Linked DNA regions of Mus musculus: region 2 is linked to region 1. A link is a contact called in ENCODE Hi-C or POLR2A ChIA-PET data. All regions are on one chromosome and are shown on one strand. The core of a region is the stretch at or near the end of the contact, and the rest is flanking DNA. Distances in the headings are between cores, read along the strand shown.

Region 1 (3,968 bases), core at 371-2,870:
CCCTGCTATATTTACTTCTGTTGTTGAATTGCTCACACTTTTTCCTTCGACTAGAAAGTTTGTTTCCAGGCTTCCAGAGCTCTTGGCAGATTTTCTCATTCACAGCCAGTGCTGGGAGGTTCAGTGGGCAGGGCCGGGGGCTAGTCAGAGGCCACTGATTCACCCCCATTTGCAGAATGAATGGGCCCAGCAAACAATCAGCTTTTTTTTTTTTTTCCAATCTTCTAAATTTACTCTCAAGTGTGGAGATCCCAGGCTCCTGTCCACGAGGTTAGGGGGTCCTTCCACTCTCCTGCGGGGCTCGGAGCTTGGACACAGAACAGGCCACAGTGTCACCCTCCTTTACCTCCCCAGCCTCTGGGAACTCAGAGGAGTCAGAAAGCTTGCCCATATAAGTTAGCCAAGGCCTCCTGAAGGATTAGAGTCAGCTTCCTGCCTCTCCTCTGCCTGTGGCTCTCCCAAGCTCTGGCTGGCCACATCCCTTTCACTAACTTTGGGGATCCCAAAATAGTCCATCTACCAGTCCCCACCCATTCAGGGCTAAGGCTGTGACCGGTTCCCGGAGCCGGGGCTGTGTCGGTGCAAAGGCTTAACCCTAGGGATGTGGTTTCTAAAGTCAGACTAAGCATGAACCGGAGCCTGGGGCTGGCAAACACCCCAGGACTGGGAGGGGACAGGGAGTCTGGTGTCCTAACGCACATATGGGAAGGAACGTTTGGAAGCTTTGGAGGGCTCTCTTGATCCATAACCCAGACTTCATCGTGCTGGGACCTTACCTGGTGCAATGAGCGGGTGAGTAGCCACAGCAGGAACTGCCCGGCCAGGCCCTGGCCGGCCCTCCATGTTGCAGTTACCATCTCCTGCCTTGAGTGTCTCTGGCGCATTGTCAGTCCCACTAGGCTTGGCACCCGCAGGGGAACCCTGAGCCATGGTCCTGCCCTGTGGTGGGGCAGGCAGAGGCTGGCTACTGCTGGGTGTGGGTTTCAGGGCCAAGCTGGGCAGGACAGGCTGGGTGGGGGGAGGGCCCGAGGCTGCTGCTGCTGGTGTCTGCTGGGTGCGAAGCGTCAGGTTCTGTACCTGAAAAAGAGGGGCCCCGTGAGAGTCCAGAGAATGCAGGCCGGGGCAACAGCAACACACACCTGAGAGGGAGTTAGGGCAGATCCAGGACTACAGACATGAAAATGGTTTCTAGACGGAGCGAGTGAGAGAAAGAGAGATAGAGAAGAGACACCAGAAAGAGAGACGCACGGGGTGGGTAGTTAGGGGCTGAAAGAGAAGCCCGGAGTGGGTGGAGTTTGTAAAGAACACAGGAAGTATGGTTAGTGATCAGAACTGAATTCTGGGGCTGCCCGGCTGGGGCAGACAGGGGCAGGGAAGCCAGCGCCTTTCGTTCCCCACCCCTGACACTATCGGGATTCGTTGCATCCTACTGCGGCAAAGCACGGTATGGAAAAAAACAGAACAAGACTGACAGGCAAAGCAGAGGCTCAGCTTGTCCTCACAGTCAGGTTAACGCCAGGTCGTTTCCAAGACAGCCGCATGCTTACTCAGCCTGGTCCCTGCTGCCCTCTGCTGGACAATGGGGGGCAGTGCCGGACTCATAACCTAGCTTCTCCATCCTCGAGCTTGGGTCCCCCTTCTGGAGATGGCGTAGGAAGACAGACTGAGTAAGAGGTCCGTTCTCAGGTTCCCACAGACGTCTCACACAGAATAGCTCCTCTGTGCTGTAGCAGAAGGCCGGAGGCCAGCACCCATACCGTTCCTTCTCTCCGTATGCCCCTGCCTCTGATCCCCTCCCCTCAGTGCTGGCTCACGGTGCTCTCTGCTGCCTACCTATATTCAGAGGAGCCAAGAGGTGCTGAGGCCAGCTGGATGGTAACGAGCGAGTCCATTTTCTTATTGCTTCATAGACGAGTCCTACCACTGCCAGCACCCCTGCCCCTCTATGAGCTGCCCACCCCCCTGCCCACCCACGAGCCCGGGGTCCTCACCTGGGCAGGGGTAGGGGGCCGAGCAGGGGAACCAGTGCAGAGCTCAGGCTGAACAGTAGCGACGGTGGCCGTGGGCGTGAAGATGAGCTGAGGGGACAAAGGAACAGAGGGCCTAGGCTCCTAGCTACCTGCACCAAGTTACCTAGCTGGGTCTGGAATCACAGGGAACGAGGCACCTTTTACCTGCCCAGTGTAGGCTGAGCCACAGGGGAGAGCAGTTTAGCCAGGGGATGGCTAAGCAAGCGGGACCCTTGTTCTGAGGGACTCTGTTGCCTCAGAATCTGGCACTGTCTCCTCAGTCCTGTGAGGAGGAACCTTGGGCAGCTGTCATAGGCTGATCTTCCAGGTCTAAGATAGCTCTGTTCCCCAGGGCTAGATCGGAATAAGATTATCTTTCAAAAAGGATTAAATCGGTTTGCACAGTGGTCACTTTCTAGTCAAGCTCTGATTCAGCGGGGGTGGGGAGGGGAGTCTGGAAGCAGCAACAGCAGAGGAAGGAGATGGCCTGGAGCTACGGTGACTGCGTCTCATCTGGAGGGGTGCAGGTAAAGAGGCAGCACTGGCTGGCACCTTGACCTCTGTGTGGCTCTGTCTCTGCATGCATGTGGATAAGCTGGTGTCGGGGCAGGGGGCCTCCTTCATCTCAGTGCTGGGGCCTCCTGGATCACTCCCTCTGTGTACATTCTGCTCTCAGAGGGCAGCAGATGGGCATCAGGACCCCAGTGGGGACATAGAGTAAAGTGGAGTGTGGCTGCCAGTTGGCTGGGGACATGGAAGTCCAGTCATATGCTGTCTGAGGCATTGCCTGGGAAGGGGAAGAGTACCCGCAGCGACAAGCTCGGAGTCAGGAAGAAAAACTAGGGAACAAGATCAGAGCAGCCCCCGGTGTGATGCTCTGGCCTTAACAGCAAGGCAGGGAGGGACTACGCTGTCTTCAGGATGGTGTCATCATGGGTAAAAGAGAAAACCAGCTTCTCTTCAGCCTGGGCGGCACGGGCGGCACGGGCGGGGACTTGTCGGTTGGAGCCCACCACGGTTACGTGGTTGCTTCCTAGTCTGCTGTTCCCAGACCTAAGGACCCCTTAGGGGCAGACAGTGCCAGGTCAGGTATGTTCTACATGAAATAGAACGGGGCAAGCTGAGAGGACTGTCCTGGGAGCCAGCTCGTCTCTGTGGAGCAGCTAGAATCTGTCTGCTCACCTGTGAGTTCTAGGCACCACCTGGGCATGCATCCTGCCCCGTCTCCCTAACTTAGTTCTGAGATGGGCAGGGAAGGGAGGCACTGTAGGGTGACTTTCCCTGGCTCCATCTTGGACCTGACCCTCCCTGATCCCTACGGCTGCCCACTCAGCCCTCAGGCTTCTTCCACCCCCTTCTTCCTGCTCCTGGTTCCTTGCGATCTCTGCTCCTTTCTCTAATCTCCTATCTTTCCTGATTGTGTCCCTGAAGTCCAGGAACACACCCAGGACGCACATACTCACCATCTGCGCCCTGAGGTACATCTGTGCTTGGCTGGCAGTCAGGGCAGGGGAGGACGTGTTGCCCAAGAGCACGGCCTGCTGGGCAAGGCCCGAGGCTGCGGCTGAATTGACACTCTGTGCCCGGTTGATAAGCTGGGCTGCTGCCGGGGAGGCTGCCAGATTGAGCTGATGAGAGAGATGTGCACATCAGAAAACAGGAGGCTGGGCTAGCAGTGTCCCAGGAGGCCAGGCAAGCAGTCCCCTGTATTTTGCCTCCCTCTCTCCTGTTCTATGGCCTACGTGGCGGCCTTTAGGACCATCTCATGCACTTGGCTCTGGGTGGTTCCTCTAACTTTGCCCCAGAGCTGGCTTGGACACACAGCTGCGGGCTGGACCCTATGGTGCAAGCACAGTTAGCAATTGAGCCTTGACACCAGAAAGATGATGGGGTGTTAATAGCAGAGCTAGAAAGAGCACACCCATTTTTTTCCTGGCAGGAGCAACCGATCCCAGCTAT
Region 2 (3,968 bases), core at 1,030-3,529, 48 kb before region 1:
CACTTTAGCCCTCGCCCCAGGGAAGGAATTGTACCTGATAATAATGAACCTGTAATGGTACAGGCCTAAGAAACCAAATGCAGACAGGAAGAACCGCCACAGGAGTCTCTTCTTGGCCCTGGGGAAGTGGGAATGGGGAAGGGCATCAGAGACTGACTTAACACAAGGAAAAATGATTGCCTGATTTCCCTGCTTTGTTTGATTTCTGAGTAAGAACCTACTCTTCTATTCACACAGGACAAACATTCAAAAGGATTCAAGAATTTGCACGGCACAAAGCCTTTGCAGTTCTGCATAGAGGTGATCAATGGTATCGGTGTGTCACGCACCCTTCCAGAGAAGGCACATACAGATGTTATAGCATTCTTATTTCTCTGAGTCCCCCCACCACACACACACACACAGATGGCATCACAGTGGACATCTGTCCTACATCTTGTAGGTTTTGCTGACTCTTGTATGTTTCTGCTAATAAACAAGGCATCTTATTTATACCTCAGCACTTAAAGATAGCATTGTCTTTACAGTGCTAGGGGATCAAAGCTAGGGCCTCACACATTAGGCAAAGTTAACACCACTGAGCTGTGCCCAGCTCCATCTCAATACTTGAAGAACCTCCCATCCTCTTCCCAGCTGCCCTTCATGCCTTGGGTTGGAGGAGCTCTTCTTCCTGGCAGGATCTGTCTAAGGAGCTCTGAGTCTTGTCCTTGGCTTTGGACAGCACTGTGGCAGGGCTGTGAGCCTGCGGGCAGGTAGGACAGTGGCATTTGGGTTTGGAGCGCTTGACATGTGGTGAGGCTGATCTTGGATGGGGCCGGTGAGGTCCAAGAGGAGAAAGGAATCTGTGGCTTGGTAGCTGAGAGCAAAGAACTGGACAGACACAGGTCGGTGTCAGCCAGTTCCACCAGGTCTGGTATTCCTCCCACATAGCTCAAAGGCCCAAGACCTGGCTTGGAGGGAGTGGGCACTGGAATTTGCCCATGGTTAGGTCTTTTGTTTGTTAGCTTTGTCTATAAGCATCTCATCTGTAAGAACAGATACGGGGCCCAGGTACCTGGTGTCACATTTGTTAGCAACACTGGCTGTCTGGGCATCAGTCCTCATGTATGAGATGGAGTAATGAGAATAGCATCCTCAGAGGCTGAGCCTGAACTTGGAATTAATACCAGCCAAGTGACTGGAGCAAGCCTTTGTTGCTCCACTGACTTCAGCTGCTAAAGGCACCGGCCGATGCACCCCGCTCACATGGTCTCTTCCTTCTGATAACTCATATCTCCATTCTCCACCTGCCCACTCCCTGCAATAGTTTCTATGATCTCTTTCAAGAAGGCCACTTACATCAGATTCCCTTATCTCGTGGAGTAGCTCCACAACGTATGTGCCTAGGATTTACTCAATGAGCCCACCTTGCGCTTATGCTCCTGTGGGAAGCACTCTGCACAGGGTGCCTCAGAAGGGTGACTAAGCCAGAAACCTGCAGGCAGCCCTGTCCCTCCCTCTGCCACACTCACTTACCGTGAAAGTCCCCAGGTTGGCTTCCCTGGGCCTCTTTGTCTCTGTCCTTCTTGTTCTCGGCAACTTCCATGTGACCCTGGCCAGCTCACTCCCAACTCTGTCCCCAGAGCCATCTCCTAAGAGACCAACCTCCTTTAACAGTGCCTATGGCAAACCAGAAGCTTAATTCTAGAAGAGGGGGGGATGTATTTAGTAGGCAAATAAATGGAAAAATGTTCACCTCACTAGTAGGCAAAGACATACAAATTAGAACCCACCGGCAGGTTTTGTTTATAAAAAGATCGCCTTAAAAAAAAAAAAGAGCTATGGCAAAAATAGACAGGTTGCCAGCATACAGTGTGAGAAGCCGTCTCCTGGGAACTATCTTGGCCTTTTAGGGAGCTGCTTAGCTTTCGGTACTTGTCCTCTGATGTCCAACAGCCCCAGCCTCTGTCCATCCGTTGGAAGAAGATGCCTTTTTGTATAGAAGATGGCCATACATCAAGATGCTTGCCAAGGTCTGTTCGGCCCTGCTCTTGGTCACATTGTGGCACCAAGCCTTGTGCTGGGTCCAAGACATCAAGGTAAGTGAGATGGAAAGACAAAACCTGTCTTCAGGATGCGGAGTGAAGATTGAGGCAGGTGGAGTAAGAGCAGGGCTCTGCACAGTGAACCCAGAAGAGGAGGCGACACACAAGGAATATGGTTAATGAGCCTGGGAGGGAATGGGAGTGGGCAGGAGGCTTTCAGAGACTTCCTGGAGTTGCTGACCTGTAAGCCAGGCCTCTGAGAACTAAAAGCTATTTAGAAAGCGATGTGGGGGGAGGGCAGCTTCTAACAAGGAAATACCAGTGTACCCTGGGACCTCCTCCCATTAAGGGAAGGTTTTTAATGTTGGGTGGTGATGGGGTGGTGTTGGGGTAATTTTATTTGGAAAAAAAATACGTAGAAGTATTCAGATTGTACTCTGTACGTGGACATAGTGGCTGGGTGGGAGGGCAACACTAGAGATGAGAAACCCAGTTAGGGGCCAGGGATGTTGGGCTGTGAGGCAGAGCATTGGTGGCTGGGTCTAGAGAAATCTATGGAGGGTTAATTGGCAGGGTGTGGCCATTGATGGCAGAGGTATCTGGATCCAAGAGTATCTGGATCCGAGGGCCAAATGGGATCTTTCTGATTAGGGCAAAGCCTGGAGATCAACAGAGTCCTGGAATTCATCAGGAGCACAGGAGGCAGACAGAGGTGCAGGAGGCCAGCCCAGGCATTGAGTGCTAGGTTTGTGCGTGTTAGCTGAGGGCATAGAAGCCAATGTAGGTGGGAAGTGGTATAAAAGAGTGTCGAGGGCCATGATCCTTAGCTGGACAGTAAAGAGTAAAGACGGGTGGAAGCTGAAGAAGCCAAAGGTTTGTAGTTGATGGAGACACAGCTTCTGTTGGCAGCTGCCTGGAAGGTATTTACAGAGTGGGTCTCAAGTCTGGGACAGGCCTTGTTTGAGCTGCTTGTAGACATCTGAAAAGGGCTCCCGTGTCTAGCCAAAAGGAGTGGCTAAATGCACCTGTCATGAAGATGGGGAAAGCTGCTTTCACGGGCACCGGAAATGACAATGGTGGGAACTAAAAACAACACGCATCATTGACAGTCACTGAGCAAGAATAGAAGTACGTCCCATAAAGTGGAGCAAAAGGAACCCCTTAAGGACATGTTACAATCATTATAGGAGGGGTTTTCTGCATCTCCTCAGTGGCTGTGTGTCTGTGTTACATGTATGTGTTCATGTGTATACAGATTCATGCATGTGGAAGTGTGGAAGTGTGTATGTAGTATGAACCAGAGGTCATTCGAATGAAACCCTAAGTTCAATTCCCAGCACTGAAAAAAGGGAGGGGAGGAAGACAGGTGTTTAGAAGGATACCTGGGGTTGACCTCTGGGTAAATGCTTGATGTGCATCTGAGGGTGGAGGTCTGTGTGGCCAGTGAGAGGCGTGGCTGAGGTGTGCGAACCGCGGAGCAGAAACTGGACCAGAACTCCATGGAGAGGCAGGTCTCACTTCCAGGGGGCAGGGCTCTTCTAGTGTGGCCACGGCTGATAGGCACAGCATCCCTGAGAGCTGTATTATCATCTACTGAAGGATGCTAGGACAGCAAAGTCCCCGGGACCAAACGTGATTCGCACACTGAGACATCCACTTTACAGCAGCCACGTTACAAAAGAGACGCAGGTGAAAATTTTTACGGACTTTCATTTATGCTAACATATCCATCCAAAATGTCCTTTGAATATGCAATCAGTGTGAAAATTGATATATTTCCTTGCCTATTTTTTCCAAGTCTAAGTCCTAAGTCTGATTTCTGCTTTCGACTTAACACAGCGTGTTTCGGCAGCTCAGCTGCCACATGTTGCTGCTTGCTGTTATATACAGATTATGGGGGACCCACCAGACTGGTGGTGGTGGTTGTTGAAAAGCTCCAGAGAC

What was found. Hi-C counts contacts between places; a loop is a spot of excess contacts on that map. ChIA-PET counts read pairs that join two places held with the same protein, here RNA polymerase II (POLR2A).
Region 2: a map of heart shows a loop between it and region 1 (2.7-fold over the local background). The contact joins the promoter of A3galt2 here to the enhancer-like site in region 1. A Hi-C loop is called at or near these places in 6 of 37 maps with a recorded cell type or tissue (T-helper 17 cell, heart and left cerebral cortex). POLR2A ChIA-PET finds 5 or more read pairs at or near these places in 2 of 5 experiments (Patski and embryonic stem cell).

The regions. Positions count from the first base shown.
Region 1 is chr4:128,709,168-128,713,135 of GRCm38, reverse strand. It overlaps Phc2 (polyhomeotic 2), which reads right to left. Exons shown (of 15, transcript NM_001195130.1): 5 at 3,473-3,637; 6 at 1,992-2,078; 7 at 777-1,077. Among named protein-coding and RNA genes, the nearest start is that of Gm33712, 16 kb to the left of the region's middle. Within about 2 kb of position 1,620, at least 1 of the 3 ENCODE cell types and tissues checked has a DNase peak (open chromatin) inside an H3K27ac peak, as active enhancers do; it is heart, where a contact is called at or near this core.
Region 2 is chr4:128,757,569-128,761,536 of GRCm38, reverse strand. A3galt2 (alpha 1,3-galactosyltransferase 2 (isoglobotriaosylceramide synthase)) reads right to left here and starts at 2,279. Exons shown (of 5, transcript NM_001009819.2): 1 at 1,516-2,279; 2 at 35-118. The coding sequence starts at 1,628.